2 separate regions of the Mus musculus genome follow, and region 2 is linked to region 1. Evidence: chromatin loops called from intact Hi-C (ENCODE). Cell type or tissue: gastrocnemius. All regions are shown on one strand. Links, peaks and the distances in the headings refer to the core of each region. The heading gives the core; the rest is flanking DNA. Region 1 overlaps Sema3d (sema domain, immunoglobulin domain (Ig), short basic domain, secreted, (semaphorin) 3D). Region 2 has its middle 110 kb from the start of 4933402N22Rik.

What was found. Peaks named below come from ENCODE experiments on the same cell type or tissue, not always from the same donor. Only the 100,000 strongest peaks of a DNase experiment are listed, where the experiment ranks them.
Region 2: it touches region 1 in a loop (4-fold over the local background); 18 of 42 quality-filtered maps call a loop at or near these places.

The regions. Positions count from the first base shown.
Region 1 is chr5:12,552,840-12,564,199 of GRCm38, reverse strand. It overlaps Sema3d (sema domain, immunoglobulin domain (Ig), short basic domain, secreted, (semaphorin) 3D), which reads right to left. Exons shown (of 18, transcript NM_028882.4): 11 at 10,978-11,122; 12 at 829-1,051. Among named protein-coding and RNA genes, the nearest start is that of Sema3d, 180 kb to the right of the region's middle. In gastrocnemius, for the core only: a CTCF peak has its summit at 6,074 (motif pointing right); a DNase peak (open chromatin) is centred at 3,302.
Region 2 is chr5:12,023,570-12,034,929 of GRCm38, reverse strand. No RefSeq gene overlaps it. Among named protein-coding and RNA genes, the nearest start is that of 4933402N22Rik, 110 kb to the right of the region's middle. In gastrocnemius, for the core only: a CTCF peak has its summit at 4,713 (motif pointing left); a DNase peak (open chromatin) is centred at 4,716.

The DNA.
Region 1 (11,360 bases), core at 2,335-10,334:
CTTGGACTTGTGATTTTCCTCTTTAGCCTAAAATTATAGGTTTTCATTATCACACTTGACCAAAAACATGTTATTTTGATCATATTTTAATTACAAAGTTGACACACAATAAACTGTATTAATAAGAATCCAACAAGTTAATTTTTAAAATAATTTATTTATATTTATTTTATGTGCATGAGTGTTTTGGTTGTATGTATGCATACATGAGGGTGCCAGATCTGGAGGTACAGACAGTTGTGAGCTGCTATGGTCATGCTGAGAATTGAATACAGGTCCTCTGGAAGAGGAGTTAGTGCTCTTAAGTGCTGAGTCATCTCTCCAGTCTCCACAAAATTAACTTTAATCTTCAAAATTCATGGACAAGAAAGTAAACTTCCAAGAAGTTTTATTTGAAAGCATTTACCAAGTAATGCTTAATGATTCTAAGAACTGTCTGTAGGCTAACAAGTCTCTGATTTCCAGGCTAGTGAACGGAGAATTATGGATAGAATTTCCCAGCATCCGGTTGTAGCAACAACAGGTAAACATGGAGACACAGCCTCACCTTACTTACTTTTATTCCTCCATGATTAGACAGATACGTTTTGAGCAACTAGTCTGGAACAGTGTGAAAAACATCGACAATATATGCATTTTAAAACTTCAGTGTGGATGGCAGACATTGCTGATCATTATTTAAATGTACCACCTATACAAGTTCAGGAAAAGCTGGCAAGGTATTACTTAATATTTATTTGACTTTGGATGACAAACATTTTGCAGGTTTTTGTTTTATTTCTCCATTAACAAATAGTTTCTTTGGTTGAAAGTGTGGTCTGATCATACCTGTTCCGAGAAACATGACATCATACTGCCCGTCTTCAGCGACCACGTGATCCACCACTATCTGCGTCAGTCTGTAATCCACGTTGATTCTCTTGAAGGTCGGTGCTCCTGCCACTGGGTACACGGACTTATACATCACAGGGTGCCGCCTTATGAAACTGATAACATCGTCTGGAAAGTCTCGGGTGGACTTAATCAGTGGGTCATAGGTTTTGCTTGGACACTGAAAAGAAAGGTGCACAGGAATAAACACGCTACCTACACACCAGAAAGGTTCGTGCCATGGATAAGACTAAGCAGATGACAGAGCAGTGAGGAACTCTGATGTGTGGTGAGAGCAGCTCCAATAGAGTTAAATCTATGCTTCTTCTCCAAAACATTCAAAATTATGTGACTTTACCTGAATTTTCCAAGATTTCTCGAGTGTAATGTTTCTTTCTTAAAAATATTATTGTTTTAAATAAAGATTTTTTTTTTTAAATCAAGCAAGATGGTACATCCATTTAATTACAAAACAGGGCCAGGGCAGGAGGACCCAGTTTTAGAGGCTACCCAAACAAATGCAGAGTTCAAAGTCAGCCTATGTTCCAGAACGAAAACAAATTGCATTACCACCCACAACCCAAAAGTTTCTAATGATGATACTGGAAGCTTAAATTGATGAAGCTGTCATGAAAATGATCTTTAAGCCCCTGAATGTATAGAAAGCTTTTATTTTCAATAATAAAAAAATAGGATTCCTTTCCAATTTTCCTGTTTATTAAAAATTAAAAGGATCAAGTCGACACGTCATAAAATTAGCTCCAAAAGAGCTTTAAGTGCTTGAGGTTGTAATTATACACTTCTGCTACAGCTACTCTGAAAATTAGGCCATGCCCCAACCTGCAGCCTTTCCCCTGAGCCTAGGCTCTGAGAAGGCACCTCAGGTCCTGTCTCATTTCTGCCTAGAACTGCTTCCTGGGAGCGGGTATTAAAGAAAGAGCTAGCATCAACTGCCCTCTGGTGGTCAGACATAAAAGCACAAGTTGATATGCACCGAGTTTATGACACTTATCTAAAATAAAGGAATGACATTACAATTTGAATATTTTACAAGGTATATATACTCTTTCATATAATGTTTCATTTATGTTTCAAAAGCGGCATCCTAGGAAGTTGTCTTTAATAAAAGGTAACATCACATTTTAATTCTTCTTAGACAAATGACTCGAATAAAACTTATACTTAATCATTACAAGTATATGAAATAAAATTTATGACATCAGATAAAACCTATATTAAAGTTCTTTTGATAGTATCGAAATAAAATAAAAACAAAAGCTAAAAACAAATCAAAGTTTTCTAAAAAGTGATAACACAAAATGAAGTTTCCACTGAACAAAGGCATTTTAATTAGGGACTAATTAGATTCATGCCAGAGCTTCAGGGTCTTCCCCTCAGGGGTCAAAGGTGCATTGTTAGCTGAAGATCCTGGGGTAAACAGCTATCCCTCCAGATTGCATGTCAATACAACCATAACGATCCATTTTAAAGGAGAATGTCCACCAAAGAGGTTACACAAACAATTTTAAAGACTTGATAGTCATCTTTTAACTAATTTGAGAATATTTATCTTTACAGAAGTCTTGAATGGCTACTATTAAGAAACTGACCCTTTCCCAATGTCAATTTTTTTTCCTGTTTCATTTTGTTTTGTTTTTTTGTTTTGTTTTGTTTTGTTTTGTTTTTGGGTTGTTTGTTTGTTTGTTTGTTTTGTTTGTCCTAGGTCTGTGTGAAGGAGAATAGAAATGTCCTACATCATTAGCTTGTTTGGTATTCATTTAGCATCTCTATCACTGAAGGCTGGCAAAGTCTGTGTGTCTATCCCTGTTTTGTGCATTTGCCTCATCCACAGAGAGTCAGTCAGCTTAATAGAGGAAGGAGCCTGTTGTTAAGTGTACTGAAATGTATATCAACGTAGATCACACTGCGCTCTTTCCCAAGTCTAGTCTGTACATTGGAGACTTACTCAAAGGCATTCCCAGAAGGCACATGTCTCAGAACGTCGTCAGGTCAGTCTGATTGATTTAACACTAAAAGCAAGATTTTGACTGTATGATATGTTGGAAAGAGTCCTTTGAGTTAATAATTTTTTAAAAAAATAGAAATGAAACAACAACAACAAAAATCCTCAGACTTTGTAGCTGTAGTTACACAGTAATCAGAATTTCAAAATTCAGAAATTCATGAGTCAAGCCACAGTTTTTTTGTTATGAAATTTAAAAACACATGTTCCCCTGGAAGCAAGTGCTACTAAATAAGATATAATAAGCATTTAGCAAACCTGCAGCTGCCAACTATCCTCACAGCTTGCTCCTCACAGAAAAGGATAAAAACTAAGAGATAACAAGAGAGGGCAAAGAGAAATCTGGTTTCTATTGACAGGTACAGGAAGACTTTTGGAAATACATTTTCTTCTTATGGCAGCTTTCCCTGTGGCATGTGGCCAGTGTTCTGCTGAGACCTTTGGCCCCTGGTTGCTAGGAGTGATTGCAGACCCTCACCGTTATGATCACACAAGTGAAATTGGTTTAGGAGTGTTACTCCCCGAGGTTGAAGGTAGGACAGTATGAACCCATTAGTGTTGTTTTAGTACATTCAATCCAGTGTGTGTTTGGTTTGGTGTTATACAACTCACAACTACACAGGTCCAGCAACTATTCAGGCAAAATAGGAATGAAAGTCCCATGAAGGGGAAACAAAAAAGATAAAGAAATACACCATCAAGGAAAAGCCGATTTGGTTATTAATTTTCCTTCAAGGATCTCACCGAAGCTGTATGCCCTAGGTGGTAGTGTGGGTATGTGTATATTCTTTGAAATTTGTGACTATTTTCATAATTCCTCTTAATAGCCCACCCTCCATAGCATCCCCTGTTTCTTCCTGGGGTTTCCTAGCATTTATCTGGCTCCTATGAAAAGAAGGAATTCTGGCTCATTAACTGTGTTTTCCTTACTCCTCTTAAAACCTCTTACAACAGCTTAAACTTTGAGAGAATACAAAATTTGAACAGAGAACTTTCGGTCAGACTTTAAACCGCCAACACATTGCAGGATATATGGCAAAAGCTTAAGACAAAAGAGATGAGGCCTAGACAAACTCTGAGATGCCAGGGTGCAGCTCACAGCAGCTGGCCTGCTGTCTGAGTCAGACAGCTGGAGTTAGCCAGGTGTGATTCTGTTCTGTTTGGCAGGTCTGGCTGGGTGGTTGTGCAGAACCTTCAGGGGGGCAGCGGGAAGCAATGGATAAGGAGAGAAGAAAAGTGGGTTTTGATCCAGTGAGAGAACCTTGCCATGGCAAGGCACCAGGCAGCTGTGAAAAGCTTATCTGCCCCATGCGGGTGCTGCTTTCTTTTTTCTCCTTGTCACAATTTCCTTACACAAATCAGAGCAATGGCTAACGTGAAGGAAGGCATGGTGCAAGAGGAAAAGACCAAACCAGCTCTCCTATTGGGCCAGACTGAGAAATGAAGCAGAAAAGTTTATGTGTTTTGTGTAAAGGTTATCTGATTCTTATTATTATTTGAAAATGCAGATTTTCTAAAGTGAATCTTATCCCCCTTAGTCATCGAGGCAACAGCCTGAGATAAATTTTGCAAAGAAAGACATTGTATTGGATATTAAAGATGTAGAGGAGGGATTTGCCCAAATATGTAGCCATTAGGGCATGACAAACTATACAAAAGTTAATTTAATGAATTTAAATGTTTTAAGTGTTACCCCACTTTTCTTCGGATTGCATTCTCTTGCAGGAATTTCTCTAACAGATCAATCAAAATACAATTAGACATAGCGAGTAGCTTGAGAATTGGGAATCCCAGTTTAGAAACTAAAGTTGTGCTGATATCCAGTGAACAATGGTCGTGATGGCTGTTTTGTGAAAATCCTCAGCACCGTCAGGTTTTAGAAATTGTGTTTCTTGAAGTATAGCTCCGCTGAAAACTTTCCACCCAAGGAATTCACAGAACTCTCAGTTATTCAGCACTTATAATTGAGCAGTGTCTGCCTGGCAGAGGGAGAAGATAGAATCATTGACAGTATCCATGACTCCTTTCAGCGTCCACCAATAAAACAGAGGGTTAGTTAGAATAATCATGTGCTTTGATAATTGAATATGAAGCAGGACAAGTTGACAGTAACAACAGTAGACATTCCTAAAGAAATTGTATGGGAATTAGCATTTTTACAAAATCTGAAAACTGGGGCAAACTAGTTTAAGGGTAGTGAATCATGTTTCCTATACATCCACATTATGAAAGCTCTTTTCAGCTTTTGACAGAAGAATGATTTAAAGCAGAAATCCATCAAGCACTGTGCAATGCAAATTATTAAAATGCCTTATTAGGATGGGGAGGATAACTTAATCTGTAAAGTGCTTGCTACAGAAACAGAGGGATCTGACTTTCAATCCCTCATAGCACATAAAACAAAACAAAACAAAACAAAACAAAACAAAACAAAACAAAACAAAAAACAGCTATGTGTGAACATGACTGTAACCATGTTCTGGCGCAATGGAGGCAGAGGAGGGGGTTCGCTAGCAAGTTACCACATACTCTTGCCAAATTGGTGAACTCCATATTCACCCAGAAACTCTGTCTCCAAAATAATAACATACCAGGAACAATAGAGGAGGATACTGGATGCCAATCTCAGACTTTCAGACTCACATTCACACATGTGCACATATAACACATACAAAATAAACACAGCACACACAGGTGAGCACACACAGGTGAGCACACACATGCACATATGTGCACACACACAAAGCCCTTGTCAATATAGAATACCTGTAAAATATACTTGTTTATTTACAAAATCTGTATTAAGTTATTTATAATAAATTAATTATTAAAATCAAAATACTTCTTTTCAAACCCTCCTTAGAATGAGGTGTTTTTTTAGACTATTAGCTTTCTCCAATTTGGTTTCCATGTCTGATTTGTACCTTTCTTTCTTTCTTCCTTCCTTTCTCTCTCTCTCTCTCTCTCTCTCTCTCTCTCTCTCTCTCTCTCTCTCTCTTTCTCTCTCTCTCTCTCTCCCTTCCTTCCTTCCTTCCTTTTCTTTTCTTTTTTTCTTTCTTCTTCTTCTTCTTTTTTTTTTCTCAATTGGAACTTCACAGCACTAAACCAAACAGGACAGTAAAGATTCTAAAAATTCATCTAAAGAAAACCTGTTTGTTCAGTTGCTCATTTCAGACACCAGAGGGCAGAAGAGTCACCAAGGTAAAATAACTGTGAGTGTGCGGAGTTCCTAACATAGAGCACTGTGGACCAGGAGTTGAGATTTGGCATTGGTACATTAAACGAAAACCAAGAAAATTAAGTAAGGTGGGAGTGACTCCATGCCAGTAAATACTTAACTGAGGTCCATACTAGAATATCAATTCAGAGTTCAATTATAAAAGTAATATGGATGCAGAAAATATAAAAGCAAAGGCTGTAGCCGATGTATAGAAAACAAACCCTGTGTTTAGCAAATCTCATTCAAGTTAGAAATATTTCGCTATTTTAGAATAAAAATGTCAAGTGTTATGGGCTACAACACTTCATTATACTTATATAGAGGCTAGACCAGGCCATAATGATACAGTTCATGATTGTAATAGCAGAAGTTGTTGTTGCTGCTGTTGTTGTTACTTAGAAAGTAGCACGATACATGCAGTTCTTTATGTAACTTAAGTCTAACTTAATAGAAACCTACCACTTTAAAAGTTATGAGTCCATGAGCACACATGAATGGATGCCCATTGATGTGTTTCTCAAATCCAACTGTGTGAAATAATCAACACTGTGGTGACCTAAGAAAGTATGAAGTATGCTGGGTGGGTTAGCACAGATCTGTCATCCTAGCACTTGGGAGAGAAAGGCAGGAAGGTCAGGAATTCAAGCCATCTTTGAATATATAGTAAGTTTCAGGCTTATTTGGGATGTATAAGACCCTGCTTCAAAACAACAATGACCAAAAACTGTAGTGAGATATCATGTATGTACATTTGAAAATGTTGGAGCCATAAGGTATATTGAGATATAACTTTGAATAAATGTTTTGAATTGGAGGAAAAAGAAAATAACTGTAATTTTGTACTTTTAATAAACACAGATATGTGTGGCAGGAGATGATATAAAATAAATAAAACTAACTTTGTGTAGGTTATGCAGGAATATATTTACCAGGGAAACATTAAGAAAGACATAAAAATTATATCAAAGAACGAGAAAAAGAGTGATCATAAACTCTACCGGGCAGCACCACACTTTCATTCTGCTGGTTGGGTAATATGAGAGTGGGTGTGCGATTTAATCATTCTGGACACCAGTTTCCTCCAGTGTAATAAGGGGGTGAGTTATGATGTCTTTATCACTCATTCCAATTCTTACATTCTCAAATTTTACAAGAGTAGTCACTTGATAGTCTGTGAAACTTAATTTCACTGATTTTATGAATGTGTTGACTTAAAGTGGTAAAGTTCACTTAGTACAAGAACTTGCACAACAGAGGGACAGAAGCCTCGCTGCAGTTTCTTTTACTTACATTATAACTAGAAAGCAATGTAACAATTAAATAGTGGTATGTAGTCATTTTGATAATTTTGTGTTCAATTAGTGAGTGTGACAAAATTCAGTGAGCATGTCTTTGTATTAAAATTATTTATTGCAATTAATGTAGATTGCCCCAGTCCCAAATCCTTCCACTTATAATTCTTAAATGACTGGGGGGAAGGAGGACTGCAATGGCTTGAATTCAGGTCAGTACCTAAAAGTGGTATCATTCCTACGTTTATTGCAGTAGTATTCAAAGTAGCAAAGATATGTATCCTGATTGACAGATGGATAATAATACACACATGAACACACACACCTCTGGAATGCTATTAGCCAAAAAGGGGAAAGTAGTTCTACAATATGTAGCATGAAAAAGCTTTTAGGATGACCTTGAGTAAGCAGGCTATTCCCAGAAAGTTTGTCACTTACTTACTATATAAGGTACTGAGGTACAATTCATAGAACCAAAGAACAATAAAGTGGCTATCAAGGCATAGGTAGAAGAGAATAAAGAGAGTTGGGGAAAAACTATGGGAACAACTTTTCAGGCAAGAAGTATGAGCTCTGCATGCCTGTTGTACAACGATTACCCTGTGCTGCATGGTATTGTTTTGCAACCATAAAAATTTAATAAGCCATAGTCAGATTCCTTGTTCTGTTCATAATAAAAATGAGAGAAATTAAAATGTGACTGTTAAAAAATTGTAATATTTGAAAAAATTATTTCCACAGGTGATAATGTTTTAAGATTTAATTATTGTGCTTAAAAGGATGGACCATCAAGACTACCATATCTGGGGATCCATCCCATAATCAGCCACCAAACGCAGACACCATTGCATACACTAGCAAGATTTTGCTGAAAGGACCCTGATATAGCTGTCTCTTGTGAGACTATGTCGGGGCCTAGCAAACACAGAAATGGATGCTCACAGTAAGCTATTGGACGGATCACAGGGCCCCCAATGGAGGAGCTAGAGAAAGTAACTAAGGAGCTAAAGGGGTCTGCAACCCTATTAAAAAAATAAAAAAAATAAAAAAAAACCCACAAAAATATCTCTAACTTGTAAGCCAGCTTTCCTAAGAACAGATAAACCTTTAAGCCCCACCTTCTCAAGGACAGGTAACTTCCTGAAATGCTCCAGGCTGTTCATATAAGATAACATACCACATGTTTTCACTTCTATAAATAACGTGGATTGCCCCCAACTGCCCACGATGTGCATGATCACATGTAGGATGGAGGTACACAGGCACAAAGCATATCAGGATGAATACTTGCCTTGGATTGGACAAATATGGGAAGTATGCAGTATTTTGGTGTTTCTCTTTATAAGCACTGAATTAACGTAATTCAGGGCCATTCTCTGGAAATCCTGGTATGGACCTATTAGGTGTCCATCATCCCAGACAATATTGAGTAAAACTTGCTTCAAACTTAGCTAAAAAGTTGTGGTAGTAATCTTATTCTTCCAAGATGGAATTAACAGATACAGTTAGCCTACAGCAGTACAAGGCCACCCTGGAATACATAAGGACTGGACCTCCAGACTAACCTAAGCATTAGTGTAGCTATTTTGATGGAAGTAGCTCATTAGGACATTCCCACCTGAAGGAAGGATTTTGGCCCATACAATGCAGGAAGCTCATAAAACTTATCAAGCTGTAGGAGCTCTGATGACTTAGCTGATCCATAAAGCCCCTCTCAGGGTTCAGTCAGCAGGAAAGAATTACTGGCCAAGAGAAGACTTAAGAAAAGCTACCTGCAAGTTTTCCCTGGAGCTCCAGAAATGTGGCTTTTTTAGTCATCACCATAAGGTGTGGCTGTCCATTAGTCACCCCAGCTCCTGAAAGTAACCTCTCACTCACGGAAGTGACACTACCAAACCTCCCTGATTCTGGAAGCTAGATGTAGATGTAAAAATTTCTGTGGTCTCTCAATGGGCTATCTCTGGTGCTTTCTCATTTTCTCCAGAAAGTTCTTGCAATGTTGGATTACATTAGACTAATTGGAAAGATTAAGGCCCTCTTTACAAAGACAAAACAGTAAGTAATATAAATATGTAGATATCCTTAAAAATAGTAAATATCTAATAATAAGACAGAACATCCCAGAAACAAATTTATATTGAGAAATAATGAGAGGAAAATACAAATAGTTGTAAAATAATACAAGTTTAATTATGCTATGTAACAGGAACCCAGGAAGAGAAGAAAGTTCTAGAACCAATTATTTTCCCTCTAAGAATAAACACGAAAAGTAAATACCAAGTACAATATATATCAATTGCAAACTTCATTTGATATTATTTTTAAATTTCATGGTGGAAATATTTAGAATAATATCTAAATAGATATACAGGACACTAACCTCCTTGATATTAAGTTTTGAAGAACCTTTCATTTACCATGCATATACAGAGGTGTGCACTTCAGGTATTTTTGTGCATCTATATGTGTGTGCATGTCTGCGTTCACATGTTTATCTGTGCTTCATCATGTGAAGGCCAGTATCAATGTGGTGTCTTCTTCGATTGTTGTATGTCTTATTTTGGAAGACAGTACCTCTCACTGATCCTGAAGCTCAGGCATTTGGATGGATTGGTTGGACAGAAAGCCCAAGAGATCTTCCTATCTCTTCCTCCACAGTGGGATCACGGGCATGCACTACAGCACCCACTGTGGGATCACGGGTGTGCACTTCAGCATCCAGCTTTTTATTCGATTTCTAGGCATCTAAACACTGGTCCTTCTGATTGCACAGCTACATGAAGCATCTCCCAAGCTCCTGCTTTGTTTTTTGGTTTTTTATTTTTAAGCAAATGCATAAATTCTAAAAAAAACATTCTACTTTTAATCATCTATCTTTAAATATGGTTTGTACCATTTGAAAATAATTTTGGACTAAGTCTTCCTCCTCTTCCTCATCTACTTTTTCCTTCTACTTGTAGCTCCCCTTTCATGCTAGTAAAGGGGCTGGTCTCAAGTTCAAAGTCTTACTACATGCCTCAGATTACTGTGCCCACGAGTATATGCCATCAACCTGTCTTGAACTAGAGGTTATTAAGAATTTCTTCCACTTTAAGGATAGTATATTATCTCAAATCTCAGCATAATAAAGGAAGACATATGCATATCAAGAAAATTGATCATTTAAATGAACCATTTTAAAGAATCAAGTCTTAAAAAAAAAGAGCCAGACACTAAGACACTTTAGAGATGTATGGAAGATATACACAGACATGTATGAACAAAACAATTTCTCAGTTGGCATTTTCATCCAATCTGTAAAATTTGCATTAAATACAACTAAATTGATATATCTGAGTTACATTTGTAATGCATCACAACATAGTCCAGTGTGTTCTTTAGTACTTAAAATTATCATTCAACATTCTTTAACTTCATTTGAATAATGGAAATACTAACATAGCACCATAAACAGATAATTGTTTCAAAATCAACAGCACATGTGGCTTTAAAAGTATCATAGTTGGTAATAATAGAATTAGGAATTGGATATGGAATTAGAAAAATACTTCAGGTTTTAGCTGGGTACATACCGTTCCAGGTCGGGGGTAAGGTATCCTTCCATCATATTGCACCCAGCGATGGTCAGCACTTTCCTTATGAGCATAGGGACCATTAAAGACTGCTCGGATATCAGCCATGCTGTACACACAGACAGCAGAGCCTTTGAAGATGGAGCTGAAAGAGAGGAAGATGACCCATTCATTCTCCTGCTGAACACATATCTGTACCTAAGAGATGTGTGGAAAATGTATCGCATACTGTTGTTGACAGGCACTGCAGAAATATGTGTTTGTGTCTTGAACGAGCTTATAGGCAAGTAATCCTGACTGACATGATGATGGTAACTACCTTACAGGTAGGGAAGGGAAGCCTACATCGGAAACGGGCTGCCAAATGGATTATCAGGAATCAC
Region 2 (11,360 bases), core at 1,051-9,050, 530 kb after region 1:
TCTCTTATGTCAAATCCTTATTTTCCTGAATAAGGTACCTAAAAATATCTATGAACATTGCAGGTTATTGTGAACGACAGTTTAGAACTTCCTCTGTTCCTACTATCACTAAAGATAATGAAGAATTTATAAAAGAATGAATCCTTCCATCTTTGCCTATCTTTTGATTTTGACATACAATAATGCCACTTGAGACCCAAGTCACAATGATTGTTCAAGGATGGAGCCATAATTCTTGTTTGGGTTAAGAGAAACACACATACACACAAACTCACAACTTATATTCAAAATCTCTCCCCTTTTTAACTATTGCATCATTAGTATTTATAGAAAAGATCCAAAAAGCAAGCATATAATATAAACTTAGTGTTAAATCCAAGAAAATAAGAATGTGCTGGAAAGTCCTTCTCTTGCGATGTAAACCCCAAGGCTCATGTTAGAAATTATTAATTTACTGAAAAGAATCACAGTGTAAAGATGTACATGCTTTTTAAATACTTCATGCTTGATTCAGTTGACCAAATTGCTAAAAGAGTAGATCTCTCTTTTTAATAACTTTTGATTGAATCTTGGTGAGTTTCCCATTATGCCACCCAGTTCCTCTCATTCCCCATTCCGTCATCTCCACCTTCTGCCCTTGCAACCTCTCTCTGTTGCTGCAATATAAAACACATACATAAACAAATAAACAAAGGTAAACAAAAAAAAGCATAGCAACCATCTCATTGTGGAAGCTGTCTTGTCACAGTCTGTCCCACAGTATACTCCTTGGTCAACACATCTTCTTTTGTAAATTTCATTGCAATGAGTCATTAGTTATATTCAAGCCTCTGGCTTCTATGACACCATCAATACAGGATCCTCCCAGGACTCCTCCAGGTTGTCCTGTTGTTGTCCCGTGTCATGGAGGTCCTGCAGCTTTAAATCAGCAGGACTGGCCCTTTCACTTTCCCCACAATTCACAGATGGTGTAGATTTGGGGGTGGACCAACTCAAAATCCTGAATCTGAGCCCTGGTGGGAGCAAAGCTGCTCAGCCTGCTGGCTCTAAGATGTAGATTCCTACTGCACTCCTTCTTCTGTCCGAAATTTGTAAATGCATAGACAATGCATAAGCTATAAAATAATAATTAAGTCCCTAAGTGTATGGCCAGAAGGCTCAAAATCCCCTCAGACCTCATTGCGACTATGCACAAAGCATATGCTATTCAGATTAAGGCTATAGGATATAAGTGCATTTCAGTGAATGCAGTAGAGATGCAGTTTTCTTTGTCTGGCCCCTCTTCTTAAGCCCATTACTATAAGCAGAACTGAAGCAGCCACTCTTTCTAAGGCTGAGCATGGCTCTTTGAAGATAGGAATGGGTTCTTGACAATGAATCATGAGCTATAGATCTCAGAGTTACTGTACAAATACAGGTTATGATTTTAGCCACAATTCTCTGGGTATAAAGTCTTCACAATTTCTTATCATCTAAGTAACTGAGCTTGGGAAAGAAAATGAAAGTTTATAGAAAAGGGCCACATTTGTTCATGAGAACCAGTTGCCTAGTTCTTTATAAATTGATGGTGTGAGCATAAATCTATTAATATTTTTATTATATTCATGTATGCACACACATATGCATTTATATGTAATATTGCAAAATGTATGGACCTAATATTTTACATTAGAATTCTAAAGGCTACATAAATAAGGTGACTTTTAGGTAGACCTGACATTTTATGTTTTATGTTCTATCTATAACTGTAATGTGGTTTGCCTAGATGCATTTATTTTGTATGGATTTCGTTTTTTTCTGTTTTGTTTCATATCTGGCCTACCTTTTTGAACAAAGTTGCTAGTAACGTTTTTTTTTTGAAAAAATATTCATATTTTATATTTATATTCTGATTGAAGAGTTCAAGAAGTTGCAGCTGTCATCTTGAACAAAGACAGTAAAGAGAGAACTACAGCATTTGACTGAAAAGAATTGTGGAAAGCTACAGTAAACCAAACCAAACCCCCCAAAAAAAAAAATCCAGCATCCTATTGACACCAAAACAGACATAGCAACAATTGAAATAGAATGCAAATACTTGATATATATAAATATATAATTTTCAAACTTATTTTTTAAAGAATCATTTTTATTTATGTGTGTATCTGCATTTTAGTGTATGATTGTATATGTGAGTGGCTGCTACAGCTAAAAGAGGTACAGATCTCTGAGTGGTCAACTACGGCAGTTGTGAGTTATTCCACATGGGTGTTGGGAACCAAACTGGTCACAGGCAAGAGTAGAAATTATTTTAATTTCTGAGCTATCTCCCTGGCTCTACCAACCAATTTCTGACAAGCTATCACTAACACATACTGGACAAAGTATATTCTTCTTAGTGCATGTTGCTAGAAGTACTGTGTATCTGCATACTGAAGAAACTATACTTCCATCTTCCACAATTTAATACACACACACACACATATGCATTATATTATATGTGTTATATTATATGTATATATATATATATATAATTTTAATGTGAGATCTGAGAACATGAACTTACATTTAAAAAAATATTTGAAGAAATGCTTCAGAGCACTAGAGAGGACACCTTTCTTGGATTAGATTCTCAGAGCATGAGAACCACTGGCAGACATCTGAACAGAACTGCTTCAAACTGAAAGGCTCCTGCTTAGCAAATGGAATATCCACGAGACTGCAGAAACAGCCCACAGAATAGCTCTATAGCTAGCAAGGGGCAAATTACAAATTTTTAGGGACTGTAAAAACCCTGAGTACTAGCAGCTCAAACTAAGGAACAAACAAAATCATTGAAAATAAGCATTTCCAAAGGAAAACATGCATCAAATGATTAGCAAAGATGAGAAAGTTTTTAAAATCATTAGCTATCAAGGGAATCCAAATCATAGCCCCAGTGAGATTCTTACTATGTTGTTAAAGGACAAATCTGCACGGGTAAAGTAACAACAGTTGGCAAGGACATAGACAATTGGAAACAGTTGTATACTGTATACTGACATATATATTAGGGTACATATTATGGAAGACAGTGTGGAGAGTCCTCAAAATACTTAACTCTAATATGTGCAACCAGTACATGAAGAGCCAGAATGGAGTTATAGTCATCAGAGTATTGTTTCTCATTGGTAACAAATGGAAATGACCCATTGTGTCCATCAATGATGAATGGATGATGTGATGTCATCATAAGGCACAGACATGCACACACACACACACACACACACACACACACACACATGAGAGAGAGAGAGAGAGAGAGAGAGAGAGAGAGAGAGAGAGAGAGAGAGAGAGAGAGAATACTCAGCCATAGAAAAGTAGGATTTGCTGTCATTGTAACAACATGGATAGAGTTATATGTCTTTTGAATGTTATCATTGCAAAGAAATGATAAATACTTGAGATGATATACATTTTAAGCTGATTTAAATAATATGCAATGTTATTGAAACACAACATGTCACCCTTTATCCTGTAATTTTTGTTTAATATATATTAGATGAATTTAATTTCATTTTAACTTGAAAATTATAGAAAATTCCAGCATTCACAACTCTTTATGCATTTACTGTCAAAAATGTCTAAATTATTAAATTTGCAAGTTTATCTTCTTGTCTATTGCTGTTCTCTAATCATCTATTTACAAACATTTGTGTGTGGATATTCATGATTTTAGCCTTTCCACTTGATACATAATATAAAAACATTCAGATTAATAACATCCCCTGATGAAAAAAGAACATAGCTTATATGAATCCTGTGTAAGTAGAAAAGACCTTTCCCAGTTTTGATACTTTCCTCAACTTTTTCTTGTGTTCCCCCTTTTCTGTCCTTCTAGCCTTGCGAGATCTGTAATCTTGCAATATCTTCCTGCTCAACCATTTTCTTCAGTAGTCAAAATCACCAGGAGCCATTGGAGGAATGCTATTATAAGCTACTCTGACTTCCATTCCTAGATTTCATGGATAAGAATGGCAAGATAACTGCACACACAGAGTCATATATACATGCACATGTTGTGCACACACATACACGTGTGTGTGTTTACTATCTTGTATTTAGTCACATATATCTTCATAATTCTAAAATAGAGCTCAAACCTCTTCCATTGTACAGATAATGTTCAAGATCATGTTTGATATCTCGAAAGTGCCCCTATGTCTACCTTATAACAGGTTAATTACTTCTTTTAAAATATGTTTTGGTTTTTTTTTTTGCTCCTTTTTCAAGTGGCCTGGACACACCTGTAGTGAACTAGTGCTTATCCCTGAACTGCATCCCGAGTTCCTCTGCTTCAGTCTTTATTCCTTCTCATTCATACACACTTTTAATTTGAACACTGTCTGCAAATAAACAGTCATGAACTCATGCTAGAAGGCCTTGCAGGTAAGCATCTAAGTTGTTATGGGTGACAAAGAAGAGAAGTCAGGCAAAGAACTGCCAGTACCTTACCTCTTCGGACACCCAGAACTAGACTGAATTAAAGACCATGCATCTCATAGATGACAAACATACTCCTTAATCGAGATCTAAGGAAATCAGGGAATTTAAGCAGGGAATTTCAAAACACCCAGAAACCTGTGATTGTATTTCCAGTGCTTTTTAAACTGTTCGCAAATCATTTTGTTAGGGAAAGCTAGGAGTTTGCAATTTTCAATGTATTAATCACACAGTCTCATATACATAGCGCCACCTGCTGGTTACTCTGCATATCTACTTCAAGCATCTGAAGGTGGACTATTCAGAAGGTTGTGGCCGTTCTTTCTGAGTTCAATGGTCCACCTCTCCATTTCTAAACGATCTTTACAGGAATGCACCTGTGTCAATATTTGCTGGCAATACAATACTTTTAAATGAAAATGTATACTTTTTATTCATTGCTTTGCATCTTAATCCACCTTTCAGAACCTAAACTAACGTTAGTGAAAAATGTAGTCAGCTTAATATAGACACACTGTGAATGGCTAATTGATTTTCAGAAGACCTGAGACCTGATTACTTTAACCATTTTGTGGTTTGTAATTTATGATACTGTTGTCGTTGTACCAGTCTTAGTAGCTGGTCTCAGTCCAGAGGAGAGTAGGGACTGCCGAAGTGTGGCTTCTTTCATCCTCACAGCAAACAATGCTGAGAGATATTTGCTGTCAGTGTTCTCATCTTAAAAATAAATTTATTGATTCAAGTCTGGTAAGTAGAAGGGAATTGAGGGCTACTTTAAAATTAAACTGGTCATCTTTAATGGCTGATCATGAAATTAATATGTCATCATCAAAAATTTGCAAAATATTTTATCCCTCTTATAGTCAATTTAATTATGATTGTGCATTTACTTCTAAAGGGAAAGAAAACACACACGAAAATCATTTAAAAACAGAAAATGATCCAATTAGATTGTATAGTTGTATTATAGCACATAGTACCAAATACTCCTAAAAGAAAAAAATATTCTAGACATTTAAAAAAGTTTCATGTATTATAAAATATGTTTGGAAAGTCGAAAATATATGATGACAATATATCTGCTGTTACTTATTACAAATATGAAAGGTATTTTCAAATAGAGTTGAATGATCACATTATAAAGCAACACTAATATTCTTTAAAATATATTTCAAGGATCATGTGATTTATAGGAAAGATAAACTAACCCATGTTTTGAATAGGCTGTCATTTAAATACTGAACGCTGTCCCCTACTGTGTATCCACTTACACTGAATTTAGAGACACAGACTTAAGGAAGATGAGAACCCAGATTCGTTTCACCATGCTCCCCTGGAAAGCACATCTTAAGATGGATTCCAATTTATAGTAACCATATGTGCTTCTCTTTCTAGGACAGCTAGAATATCATATTGTTATATATTTTTAATAAAGATGACCAAAGCAATTTATAACTGATATGAACCACACACACACACATACACACAGAGTGCCATTCTTCTTTAGATGTGATCAATTGATATCTGAACAACATAATTACACAATTATTTTTAATTAAGTCATTTTACAATGATTGTCTTTTAGAAAATAATATACAGCAAGTATGACTTCAGATCTTGAATTTTTAATATGTTTCAGAAATTCTCATTCTTACAGTGATGCTAAAGACAGTCAGATTGAGATCGAACAAAATCTTACCCTTTCACTTTATTTTGCAATCTCACCAATGCTGTTTACTGTTTATTTAAAGTGACAATCATTTTCCTCTTAACATCGAGGTATTTTTGTAATAATTGTTACAAAATATAAAATCCTTATATCATTTCATTTTATGCTGTAAGGTGTCAGAAAAGATTCAGAACACAGTATGGTAATGAATTTGGAAACATAGACAAGCTTTGTCTAGATGCTACTATGCCTGTCTACTTGAGGCCTTTTTAAAAATAAAATGGCTCTAATGCTCTATAGAGAGCTCAACAGGCTATACATTTTAGATTCCAATATTATTAGCATATAAAATAGAGTTCATGAGAAGATTTGTCTTCTCCTGAACATAAATGTATACATTTTATAACAATACTACTGTGCAATTTCCATAGCTCAGTAATCTTTTTTTCAAACAAATGTCTCAGCAGGTAAAGGTTCGTGTATCTTCCCAACTGAATTTGAAACCCAGAAACTCACATAATGATGGAAAGAGGGGACTCACTCCACAAAGTTGTCCTTTGACCTCCATATATGTTCCACATCAAGTGTCTGTGTTCATGCACACACAAACACACATATAAACTTATACACACAAATATTAGAAATATCAGGACAGCCATTAGCACAAGATCTGTATCATACCATTATTTCTTCTAGTTAATTCTCTTCTATTTGCTTAGGTCAAGATTTAATGTTTAATATTAACCATCAAGGAAATGTGAATCCAAATGACTGAGATTCCATCTTAAACCTGTCAGAATGGCTAAGATCAAAAACACTAGTGAGAACTCATGCTGGCAAGAATGTGGAGTAAAGGAAACACTTCTAAATTGCTGGTGGGAATGCAAACTGTACTGCCACTTTGAAAATCAATATGGTTTCTCAAAAAATTAGGAATCAGTTTACCTGAAGACCCAGCTGTATCACTGCTGGGCCCAACCCAAAAGATGTTCCAACCTACCACAAAGACACTTGCTCATCTATGTTCATAAACATTTCTATTCACAATAGTCTGAAACTGGAAACAACTTAGATGCCCCTCAACTGAAGAATGGAGAAAGAAATTGTGGTACATTTATAAAATAGAGCATAACTCAGCTGTTAAAAACGATGACCTCATGATATTTGCAGGCAGTTGGAAGGAAGTAGAAAAAAATCATTCTGAGTGAGATAACTCAGACTTAGAAAGAAATCAGTGTTTACTTATTCATAAGTGTATATTAAATGTAAAGGAAAATAAACTCAGACTACAGTTCACAGACCCAAAGATCTAAACTGGCAAGGAGGGTTCGAGGGAGATTGCATGGATCTCTCTACAATGGGCGATTAAATAGATATTGCAGGTGGGCTAGAGGCAGATAGGAACAGGAACAGGAGGGATCAGGTGAGGATACGACAGAGGGAGAGAGTACTGACACAACTGGAGAGGGGAGCAATTTAGGGGCCATGTAGAAATCTTGTGCAAGGAAACTCTAACGCATCTGTTATGGGGAGTGCAGCTAAGTCTCCTAGCAGTGCAGGATGTGGAACTTGAACAGTTCATCTTCTATAACCAAGCAAGGCTATCAGTGGAGAGATTGGAACACCATTCCAGCCCCAAAGCCTTTTCTACAATGTGTCTTTCTAGCATGATGTGCTGGGGTAAAGGTGGCACACAGTAATGGGAGTGGCTAAGGAATGACTGGTCAAGATTGAGACTTATGTCATGAGGAGAAGCCCACCTCTCACACTGTCGGGAGGACCAGGAACCAGAGGAAGGATGCCCCCGAGACCTAGCATAGGACCAAACTGGACTGGAAAAAAAAAAGCAATGGAATGATACCTAATGATATTCTGCTAAAGTCATAGATTGATGCCTGACCTAATGTTATCAGAGGCTTCATCCATCAACTGATTGAAACAAATGAACAGAGCCACAGCCAAACATTAGGCAGAACTCAGGGGACCATGTTAAAGAGGAAGAAGACTGTAGGATTTAGAGGGGTCAAGGACAACAGAGGAAAATCCACATAATACACAAACTTGGACTTTTGGGGGATCAAAGAGAGAACTGACAATCAAGGAGCCTGGGTGCCTCTAACCTAGGTTCTCTGCAAATATGTTACAGTTGGATAGCTTCATGTTTCTGGGAGAATCCTAATATTCTCTTCTTTAATTGAGTACATCACTAGTTTCATTTTCAAATGTCCAATTGAAACATTTATATATGCTGTAAGTTTAAATATACCACAGTAGAGTTCCAAGGAGACATTTTATAAGGAATAATCATGGGAACTGGAATCACAAATATTTGCATTGATTCCAATTATTCTTAATTGTTTTGACACAGTCCTGTGCATCTCAGCTCTTCTGTCTGGAGTATATTCATAATAACAGCAACTATTTTCTCACTAGGCTTTTTTGAGATACCATAAGACTTTTGATGACAAGGTCTTTTAAAGACAAAACACATTTAATAAACACAAATCAGATAAATGGCTAGTTTAAGTTTATAGCAGTGATGCCATGGGTCAGAGTCTCTCTATTGCTCCCATTTCCTGCTCTGTGCAACAGAATGTGTACGATACTGCCTTGGCCTCGTTCTATCCCTGTAAAGTTATTATGTTCTGAAGAAGTAGATTAGCTTATGTACACAGGATTTCAATACAATGGAAGCATACCTGTATCCAGTAAAGAATCTACTATCATTACTCACCAGTGAGAAATCCTCCCTTGTGAACTTACTTTTCCTCCTTGGATAATACTTTGAGCATTCCCTCACAGAGAAGATAGTCTGTTTAGGCTGCATTTTGAATGAAGGGTAAGATTTTGCAGTCATGGAGAATGACAGTAGCTGCCACAACTTTTTTTTTTTGTCCAGGATAAAAACACACTTGTGCATTATCTTGATTCTGCAGTGACCAGAATCTGTGCTATTCGTGTGCCGATGAACACTCAGGAACTTCCAATGCCTGGCATGGTGATAGGATCACTTTTGGCTAGATTACATATAGTTGTCATGTGTGACTTTTCAAGAAGACCTGAAGGTTATTTTTTATATAAATGTGTTTTTTTTTGAGGGGCCACATTACTAGAGCAAGCATGTTTTCCATGCTACTTTGTCATTGTAAAGTTCAGAGTCATTGTAAATTTTAGCAAAATCTCTAATGTAAACTTTGTTACATTCTGTCTAAGGCTATTCTAAAGTAAGATTACAGAATTTTTTTTATATGCTATGGCATACCAGACACCACGTTGTTCCTGAGTGGAACACTGTATTATGCCCAACTCTGCATTTTTCCTCTATCTAAGACTTTTTGGCAGATACATAATGCGAATATATTTTTCTTTCTCTTCATAGTATGACAAACTAAGCAAGAGTAGATTAAAGAATCATTTAAATATGGGGTTTGTTTTATGTCAGCAAAAGCAATTCTTATTTGCCACAATTGCCCAAATCTTTGTTAAATAACATTATAGAAAACATTCACAATGTTATTAGAAATATCACATTCAAGAATTAAAGTAATCCTCATACCTCCCCTACACCCTGCTTTGAATTACATAAGCTGGTTGGTTTATCATTAACATGAATTGCTACTCCAAGTTCTTTAGCTAAGCAGTGGGAGCAGTTCCTCATCTTGCTTTCACTGAACTGCAAACACAGCCAAAAGTTAATCTTACAAGGTTCCTATGCCAACAAAAGATAGCCAAATGTTATGGGTTCTGCAAGAGAAACAAAAATAACATTCAAAAGTGGGGTGAGTAGCTACAGTTTGTCTCAACCAGATACATGACATTATGAGGAAAGAAAGAGTAATGTTATACCTGTGGAAATAGAGCTACCTGCTGGAATGGAATGAACTTAGACTTTGACATCAGGATTAACTGAGGTAAAATGTCACCTATGCACACTTGGCTGCAGAGTCTGAGAAAGCTATTACAAACTCAAGGTAAAGACCTTGATACCTACTTTATGAATGGCACACTTATAATGGGAATGGGAAAGGTATTTTGGATGTTTAGTGCTAACTGACAACTTGATAGAATATAGAATCAGCTGGGAGATCAGCTGCTAGACAGTTGTGCCAAATTGTCTTGAGTACATTAACTGTTATGGAAGCCCTATCTTGATTGGCAGTGGGTGGGACTGTTCCCACATCCAGCTGGGAATCCTGGCCTGAAGGCAGCATACACTCATCCTTCCTGTTTCCTGACTAATGATGTGCTCTGACTAGCTGCAGTGTTTCTAGTCGCTAATGCCTTGTTTTCTCTATCATATGTTAAGGCTTAAAGAAACTTGGGACAAGTCTCATTCAGTACCTGTGGGTCCTCACAGCACTCTCACCACAGGCCCTACCCTATCCTTGCCCTCAAAGGGTCTGGGTTTCGGCTTTCGTGTCTCCAGCCAGATTCATATATAACTCAGCCATTTTAGCTAAGCCATTCTCTTGGCCTGGGCCCCCTCTTTGGTCTGCAGCTCCTCTTGCTGTCACTTCCCCTCTCTGCTCTCCTAGTCTGCTGGATTCTTCCCTCTGCCTGCTTTCTCTCTTACATCTACAGTAAAAATCTGCTCCATACTATAGGAGTAACTGCTGTGCTCTCTGGTCGAGTCAACTGGACAAGCCGAAAGGCTTAAAAGTCACTCATGAGGCAAAAGAGTTTCAAGGAAGCTCTCCTCCTGGAGTCTAGTGTTCTCTACCCATACGTTAATTTTTCATTCCCAAGTTCCATTACCGCGCTAGTCTAGAGTATGGATCCACGTGCTCTCTTTCAGTATTTTCCTATTATAAGTGCTCTGACATGGCTAAAGCCTTCCGCCAGTGTTCCAACGGTCCAAGGGCGTCCTTGACCAAGATCAAGGGTTTAGAATTCAGCAAGATTGTAAAAGCTAAGTCACTCCCTTACACAGGAATTTACCATCACTAAGGAAGAAAGAAGTTTCTGACTGTAGGAGAAACCAGAATAGATATTTAGAATTATAGCTGAGTTACACCTATATACAGGAATTTACAATGGTTTAGGAAGTAGATCCGGCTGTGGTTTTAGAGTATTGCATTATTCATGAGATGGTTAGCTAGAACGGAACTCTCTAGTTAGAACCATGACTTGGGTGTGAAAGCCCTTGCCCTAGGAGTGAAAAGTTCTCACACCTGGCTTCTAAGACTATAGCTGACCTTAGATAGGGCTGACTCTGTCTCAGTTATTTTAT